2 separate regions of the Homo sapiens genome follow, and region 1 is linked to region 2. A link is a contact called in ENCODE Hi-C or POLR2A ChIA-PET data. All regions are on one chromosome and are shown on one strand. The core of a region is the stretch at or near the end of the contact, and the rest is flanking DNA. Distances in the headings are between cores, read along the strand shown.

Evidence for each region. Hi-C counts contacts between places; a loop is a spot of excess contacts on that map. ChIA-PET counts read pairs that join two places held with the same protein, here RNA polymerase II (POLR2A). Pooled maps may share reads with other maps.
Region 1: a map of naive thymus-derived CD4-positive, alpha-beta T cell shows a loop between it and region 2 (31-fold over the local background). The contact joins the promoter of SFMBT1 here to the promoter of DUSP7 in region 2. A Hi-C loop is called at or near these places in 2 of 168 maps with a recorded cell type or tissue (both naive thymus-derived CD4-positive, alpha-beta T cell), 1 of 37 single-sample maps with no recorded cell type and 8 of 50 pooled maps. POLR2A ChIA-PET finds 5 or more read pairs at or near these places in 1 of 52 experiments (BJ).

The regions. Positions count from the first base shown.
Region 1 is chr3:53,044,663-53,048,627 of GRCh38, forward strand. It overlaps SFMBT1 (Scm like with four mbt domains 1), which reads right to left and starts at 1,411. Exons shown (of 21, transcript NM_016329.4): 1 at 1,154-1,411. RefSeq lists silencers at 450-739, 1,100-1,159, 1,260-1,579, 1,630-1,739 and enhancers at 1,727-2,228, 2,229-2,728.
Region 2 is chr3:52,054,567-52,058,624 of GRCh38, forward strand. DUSP7 (dual specificity phosphatase 7) reads right to left here and starts at 2,005. Exons shown (of 3, transcript NM_001947.4): 1 at 1,284-2,005. The coding sequence starts at 1,800. RefSeq lists silencers at 516-585, 1,296-1,345, 1,666-1,725, 1,926-2,305, 2,706-3,065.

The sequences.
Region 1 (3,965 bases), core at 161-2,660, 990 kb after region 2:
GAGAAGACATACGCAGGGATTGACAAAATCCATCTTACTTCCTTTCGAATCTCTTTGATGGTTACTTGGTTCTCAAACACAGATCACTGCTAACAGGACTCAAAAACACCACTTGGGACCATCAACCAGTGCTGCTTCGGGCGACCCGCTGGGAACACCCCCACCTGACCCAAGCGTCCACCACTCCTTGAGCACAAGCTCTGGGGGTGACCTGTGCCTGCCGGCTTAGTTTTAGACCCTACGGGAACAGCTGACATCTTGTGAAAAACTTAGCATAACGTACATCCTTTCCGCGGGAATTTATTTCTGTTCGCACAAGGCGTTTCTGCTCCGCACAGAGCAGGCCTTGCTTCCCAGGACGCCGCTCGCCCCTCCACAGCCTCCTTTTCAGCGTCCAAAATCGGACTTTAGGAACAGAAATCGAAACGGTCGCGGACCTCCCGAGCGGCAGGTCGGGGCGCTGCCGGGTCGGCGCGGGGTCCAGCGGCGGTGCCCGGCGGGCCGCGGCGCGGGAGAGGCCCGCTCACTTCACAACGGCGGCCCGGAGCCACCGGTTGCGGCGGCCACTAGACGCTCCGCCACCGCGCAGCGACCGCCCGGGCCCTCCGAAGTTCCGACCGGCCGCGCGCCCGGCCCCAGCTGCGGGTTCGCGCCCCGCCCGGAGCGAGCCCGGGGGGCGGGTCCGCGGGGGCTCGGCGGGCGGAGCGCGGGGCGCGCGCGGGGAGGGGCGCGCGGCGGGCCCGGCGCGCCGGGGAACTTGGGCGCCCGCCACTGCCGCCGCCCGGCCACTTTCCTTTCACGCCTCCCGCGGGCTGACGCGCGCCGCGCTGCCTGCCAGGGGCTGACGGCCGCCGCCGCTCTCCGCCGCGGCGAGGCGCCCAGGCGCGCCCCTGCAGCCGGCCGGCCGGCGCGCGGGACCGCGGGGCCGCGCGCGGGCGCCGCGCTCCCCCCGCCCCGCCCCCGCCCCCAACGTGCCGCCGCCGCCGCCCGTTGGCGCCTCAGCCCGCGCGCCCGCCGGCGCCCGGCGGTTTCCCGTTGGCAAAGTTGCGCGGCCGCTTCGAAGGGGACGCCGTACGGTCCCCCGCCCCGGCGCCGCCGCCGCCCCTCCAGGCCGCCGCGCGGGAAGGCCCAGCCGGTGGCCCCGCTTTTTTACCTGCCCGGAGTTTTCGCGCGCGCGCTCGCTCGATCGCTCGCTTTTCCCCCTCTCGCGCTCGTTTTCTTTCTTTCTTTCCGTCTTTTCGCTCCCCCGCGCGGAAGCTTTTTCCTCCCGTGCTGCCCGCGCTCGCCCGCTCGCGCCCTCCTTCCTGCTGGGTTCGGCGGAGCGGGGCGGCCGGCAGCTCTCCCCGCCCCCCTCCACCCGCGCTCCGGCGGAGGCGGCGGCGGCGCTCCGCGCTCCGACTCATTCCAATATGGCACGGACGCAGGGCGCATGCGCCCGCGCCCCCCCACCCCCAGCTCCGCGGTCCTCCAGGCAGCCTGCGCCCCTCGCGCCGCGCCCGTGGAGCTCCCGGGCCCGGCTGCCCCGCTCCCGCCCCAGCGCCATCCCTCCTGGCTGGGGCCGCGCGGGAGGCAAGGACTCCGCGGGCTGGTGTGCCGGGGGTCCGGCGCCGCGGGCCACCCACGCCCCCAGCCAGCAACTCGGCGCGGACGGCCCCGAGGCCGTGGCGCAGGACACGCGGCGGCGCCTCGGGCCCCCGACGGCGCTGTGGCCCCGAGCGGAACGGCCCGGAAGAGGAGACGCGTCCCCGGGAACCCAGTGCCCGCCCTGGCCCAGCCCCGATCCAGCCTGCGCCTCACCTCGGGTTGTAGACAGAGCGGCGGGGATCCCAGAGGGGTTCGCGGGTCGGACCTGGAGTACCGGCCCGGCGAAGCGCGCCGCTGTCGCCCGCACGTGACTGGCTCGGACAAGATGGCATGAGCGGAGAAGCGGCCGGATCCCAGATGCGCGCGTGCCGCCGCCGCGGGCACTGCGCCCGTTTGCCTGCCCCTCGTCGGGGATCGGGCGCTCCCTCTGAGACCTGAAAGGGCACCCAAGTGCCCCCTGTCTGCGAAGTCCGGCGCGGGCCCTTCGGCGCCCCCGATGTCTCTAGGCTTCCGCAGGAGGCGCCCTGTAAATCTTGAGTCTTCCTGCAGCGAGGGGGCACAGGACAGCTGCGAATTGGGACGAACGAGCCCAGAGCCCCGGGAAGGATCAGAACCTCGAAGGCGGCTTCAAGTCGGCCCCGCAGCCCGAGGTGACCGTGGGCGGTTACGTTGCCCGAGCTCGCCCCCTCCTCCTGAGCGCAGGTGCCCGTGGGACATACACCCGCCCACCTGCTCCGGAAAGTTCCCTCCAGAAGGGAGTTCCCGCGCCACCGAGACCCGGGAGCTCCCGATCAGACTCCCAGGCCGTGAAAGGCGTTATCGGACAGGGCCCAGAGGCGCCCCCACAGCAAGAAGAAAGTCTGGGGTTCTCACCGTGTGCCAGGTGCGAGCTCAAGCCACCTCCCTCAACCGCTCTGAGAAATATCCCACTTCACAAACTTGCTCAAAGTCACGCTGCTGGCTGGATTTGAATCCAGATTTTTTTTAGCACCACTGAAAAAACAATATGACAACCGGAGAAAGAAAAATCTAAAAAGAATACAGTAATCCATATTGTTACAAAGAAATGCAACTTTTCACGACATGAAACATATATATACTGTGTATAGTTGCAACCACACTTTTTTTGTTACTACTTTCACTACCATTTTTATTTGTTCACGATTCATTTTTAAGGTGTGCAGGTGTCCTTAACTATTCACTCAGCCCCCTAATGTTTTTGGTTCTTTACGGTTGTTTGCTAACGTATCCTTGAATTCTGCACTTGGGACAAATACCTGGGAGTGGAAAGGCTCCCAGGTAGAAGGCTATGAATGGCCAAGTGGTCTTGGCTTACAGCGTCATATTTTTCCCAAGAGCTGCCCCAATTATTCTACCGCCTCCAAGGAACAAGTGTAAGGAGTTTAACACACTTATAAACATTGAGTGCCATTTCCCCCCTACTTTAATAGTCTATTGCTAGTTCAAGGTTACTTAGCATTTCTTAGGTGACACAACATTCAAAAATGAATGTTTTTCCATGCATTTACTATATGCATTCCCTCTCCTGTGAATAATCTATTCATATCCATCTTCTGGGGACTTGAACCTCTTCTAACTTTGAACAAGCATTTTTTTATGTTACAGATATTACTTCTTTGTCGTCATTGATGCAAATATTTTCTAGCCTGTTGTTCTTTCTTGTTTTATTCTAATGTTCAGTGTGTCATTCTAATGTTTTAATTGCTTCAGTGCTGACAAAGTGAGCTTTCTGCTGCCCATCTGATAGTCTTTTTTCTGCTAGTTTTGTACAATTTCATTTCATATTTCATTCTCTGATGACTATCCCGATTTTATTTTGGCTTATTTATTTGGAGTAAAATATGGACATAACTCACTACCACTGTCATCGGTTGTTATTAATTCTGCAGTTACCATTTATTAAATAATTATTGACCAGACGTGGTGACTTACACCTGTAGTCCTAGCATTTTGGGAGGTTGAGGCAGGAGGATCACTTCAGGCCAGGAGTTTTAGGCTGCAGTGAGCCGTGATTGTGCCAGTGCACTCCACCTGGGTGACAGAGCAAGACTCCATCTCAAAAAAAAAAAAAAAGGCCGGGCGCCATGGCTCACGCCTATAATCCCAGCACTTTGGGAGGCCGAGACGGGTAGATCACGAGGTCAGGAGATTGAGACCATCCTGGCTAACACAGTGAAACCCCGTCTCTACTAAAAATACAAAAAAATTAGCCAGGCATGGTGGCGGGCGCCTGTAGTCCCAGCTACTCCGGAGGCTGAGGCAGGAGAATGGCGTGAATCTGGGAGGCCGAGCTTGCAGTGAGCTGAGATCGCGCCACTGCACTCCAGCCTGGGCGACAAAGCGAGACTCCAACTCAAAAA
Region 2 (4,058 bases), core at 755-3,254:
TAAGGAAACTGAGGCCCCAGAAGGTGAAGTGACGTGCCTGGACTCCAAACTGGTACCCATAACACTTCGGGGCCCCCAGCCATGGCACCAGCTTTAGGGCACTTGAGGACAGGCCCCAGCTAATTCCTCTTCTGCAGCTCCCACGCACACCTAGCACCCATGGGTGTTCAGTAACAGCTAAGTGGTAAAGAAAAGCAGACAACCCCATCTTAGCCAGCACCTCTGGGTTGGCAAACTCCTCTTATAGATGAGACCACAGGTGCCAGAGCCACATCTGGCTCAGTTAGAGGCAGAGAGGTCCTGGGCTTCCTGAACGGGAGTCTAGTGGTTGCCCAGCCCCGAAACTACAGCTGGGGAGGGTAGTGGGAAGGTACTGGCTGGCCCCTTCCCCCAGCAGGGGCAGGTTTTTGAAGGGGGTCCTGGCTCCACTTCTCTAGAACCCTCCCTTAGAACACAAGCCCCACCCCCAGCCTTGGACCTGCAGCGGGGGAGGGCCACTGGGGCGATACAGGGACAGGAGAAATGGGGAGCCCCTTGCAGCGAGGCATGGGCCCTGCGCCCGAGGGTGCCGCAGGCCTCCCCTCCCCTCCCGCCCGCCCCGCTGCCAGCAAGAGGCCATTTTGGAATGTTAATTGGAAACACCGGCCTCAGCCACTCGCCCCCCGGTGCTACCTCTCCCTTCTGCAAGCTCCGGGGCAGCAGGCTAGGGACCTGGGGGTCCCGAGAGACCCGGGCCAGGGCAATGGAGCCTGCCCATACCCTGCCCCAAGCGCCTCCTAGAGGCGGCAATTCTCCGGTGGAAGAAGCAATTCCCGGATCCAGGAGACCCCAACCCAAATGGTCTCCATGCGCTGGAGGTGAGGATGGTGCTATGAAAGGTGCCCTTCCTGATCCTGGCCTTCCAGAAACACGAATTCTAGGCTGGACTTGGGCGCCCTGCCGCTTTTAGGGTTCTGGGAGGCGGCGCCTTCCACCTCTGAGGGGCTCCACTGGAGCCCAGGCACTACTGTCGCCCCATCAACAGGAAAAAAAAGGAAACCCCAGGCAGGGGAAAGTTTGTTCCACCCACTCGAATCGTGCCGAGAAAGGGGGCGCAGAGGGAGCCCCGCGCCTGCCAAACCACACAGTGGGGACCCGGCTCCAGGAGGGCGGATGCGGGCCGGGGACGACGTGGCGCCCAGAGGGGCAGGCCGAGCGCGTGGAGAGGAAAGCGCCTCCAAGGGGGGCGTCAGGGAGTCGCGGGGGGGCCCCGATCCCGTAAGGCGTCTCGGTGCCGCCCTCACCTTGGAGGTAGTAGGCCTGGCAGCCGTCGTCGCGCAGCTTCTGTAGGAGCAGGCCGAGCACGGAGGCGGGAGCGCCGGGCTCGGGCTGCCACTCGGCCGTGGCCTCGTCGTAGAGCAGCACGGTGGCCGCCTTGCAGCGCGTGGCGAAGCGCTCCTTGTCGGCGTGGTTGGGGATGATGGAGCGGATGGGCAGGTTGCCCTTGCGCAGGCGGCGCAACATGAGGCCCGGGATGGCCAGGTTGATGGCCGTCTCGATGTGCGACGACTCGAAGAGCTCGTGCGGCCGGCAGTCGAGCAGCAGCAAGGACGCGCCGCCGCGCGCCTCCAGCTCCTCCTGCAGCCACTCGGCGCTCTTGCAGGGCATGGCCCCTGCCCCCGTCGCCGCGCCCGCCCCGGTGCCTGCGCCGGACCCCGACCCCGCACCGGGCTCGGACCCCGCCCGGGTGCCCCCAGCCGCCGCCGCCCCCGAAGTCGACATGTGCGCCCGCGCTGGGGGGCCGCGGAGCTGGTTTTTCATGGGGAGCGCGGGCGGCCCGGGGCCGGGGCCGGGCAGCCCTGCCCTGGGACGGCGCCCCGGCCGCGCGGGCCCCAGCCGCGTCTCCGGGCGCCCGCCTCCCGCCGAGCTGCGCGCCCGCCGCCCCGGCCTCCCGGCCTCCCGGCCTCCGTCCCGCCCGCCCGCCCGGCCCTCCGCGCGCACCGCGGCCTGACAGCCCCAATTAAACGGCGGCTCCGGCGGCCGCGCGCCGAGGCGTTCTCCGGGGGGCGGGGCCGCGGGGGCCGGCGCCCGGGCTTAAAGGCGCAGCGCCTCCACCGCCCCTCCCCACGGGGTATGCGGGCGCGCTCGCGACCCGAGCCCGGGAGACCAGCGGCGGGGCCCTCCCCCACCGCCTCCGCACCGTTGCCCCCTGGACTAGCTCGGAGCTGACTACGATCCGCCTAGGGACCCCGGCCTAGACGCCCTCATGGGTTCACTCTGCGCGTGCTCCCAAGCTCTTCTGGACACTGCGGGAAGAGAGGCCCTGGGGGCGTCCTATGCCTGGCACCCCCACCCCACATTCACAACAGCATAGTTTTCCTGGGACGGGGCGTGGTGGGGGGGATGGTCAAGCTGAGCAACCTCTCCTCCTCCCGCCTGTCATCCCATTCATTTTTTCTGTCATCGAGTTCATTCAACAAATGAGAACTGAACGCCTACTACGTGCCAGGCACTGTGCTAGGCGGTCACCGTTTCAGAGGACCTCATCGTTCCCCTGACGGTCACAGGCTCCAGACCTGAGGGAGAGCGTCTCACGCCAGCAGGCCTGATGGGAAATCAGGACCTGGGCAACTGGCGGGGTAGGAAGACTCAGGGCCGTGCCACCTTCCGTGGGCAGGTGTGGAGAAATCCTAGAAAGGACCAGCTTTGGGAAGGGATCGCGAGCCCTTTAAGAAAGCTTTACAAGCGGGGTGGTGACAGGCGCCCAGTGAAGCGCCACGTGACTTTTTCCACGGGGCCGGTGGGAGGGGAATGCTCCTTTATAATCAGCTTTCCTTCCCCTGCCTCCCTCTCAACGGACCAATCAACTTCCGCGGTAGGCGGGCGCCTGCCATGCAGATGGCCAATCCTGGCCGAAAGAGGCGGTGGCGGAGGGAGGCGGGGCCCGCCGCGGTTTCCACCCAGGGCGGGGAAGTGGGCGGGGCCTCCGCCCGCCCTGTGTGTCGATTTGCAGGCAGGCGGGGCAGCGGAGGTGAATGGACCCGCAGGTAGCGCTAGAACAAAGCGGCTAGACGCAGGCGGCGCGCTTGCGTAGGACCTGCAGTGCTTTCCCTACGGAGCCAGGGTGGCAGCTTGAGGCTGGACCCTGCCGTCTATCTGGTCCATTCTTTTGCCTGGCGGGGTGCCCCTCCTTGGGGCTTAACCCCCCGACTCCGCCCGAGGCTGGTCGGCTCTGAGACACCTTGCCCCCATCCCTGACTGGGGGAGCGGTGGTGCTTGAGGGACGGCCTCTGGAACCCCGAGGATTTGAGCTTTCCGCTAACCTCTGACCAGAAGGCACGAAAAGGGGTGACTCAGGAGCAGTCCCCGCCTGTCTTTCAAGCGAGGGATAGTCTTTCGGAAGAGTTTCATCCTGGGCCACAGGGCTGTATCCCAAAGGAGCAGGGGTCTCTCCCACAGTCACATTCTCAGAGTGTGAAAGGAGAAGCAACTCTCCGCCCAAGGTTGTCCTGGGGGTCCTGGGCCTGTGGAAAGAGCTTCCAGGGCCCAAGATGCCAAGACCCAGATTCTGTCCTGCCACTTGCAGGTGTGTCCTGTGACCTTAGTATGGTTCTTCCCTCTGGGCCTTGGGTCTCCCAGTGTAGGAGAGTGCTAGTGTGGACTGAGCCCAATCCGTCTATGAATCCATCCGGCTGGGAGGACGTGGTCTGAGGACAGGCCTCTCGGCTGGCAGGCTGGATGCTGCTTGTCAGGGATGGAGGCAGCACTCAAAAAAGAGGCCTGAGCAAACTCCCAGGGGAGGGTGAGCTGCTGAGCAGTGCACCATTCACTCAGCAAGCCTTGCTGAGGGCCTCCTGAGTACCAGCCTGCCTGGAGCCGGAGTGACAACAGTGGAGCCTCCATCCTCCACTCAGGCCTGGCTACCTCTCCCCTCTGCTCCACCATGGGGTTGGATGCCGGTCTGGGTGCTCTCCCAGGCCTACCACAGGATGAACACAGACCCCTCTTTCTCTAGGGCAGAGACTGGTCTTGGTGTTCCCTCCCCAGACGGGTCCATGGTAGCTCAAGAAGGTGTCAAG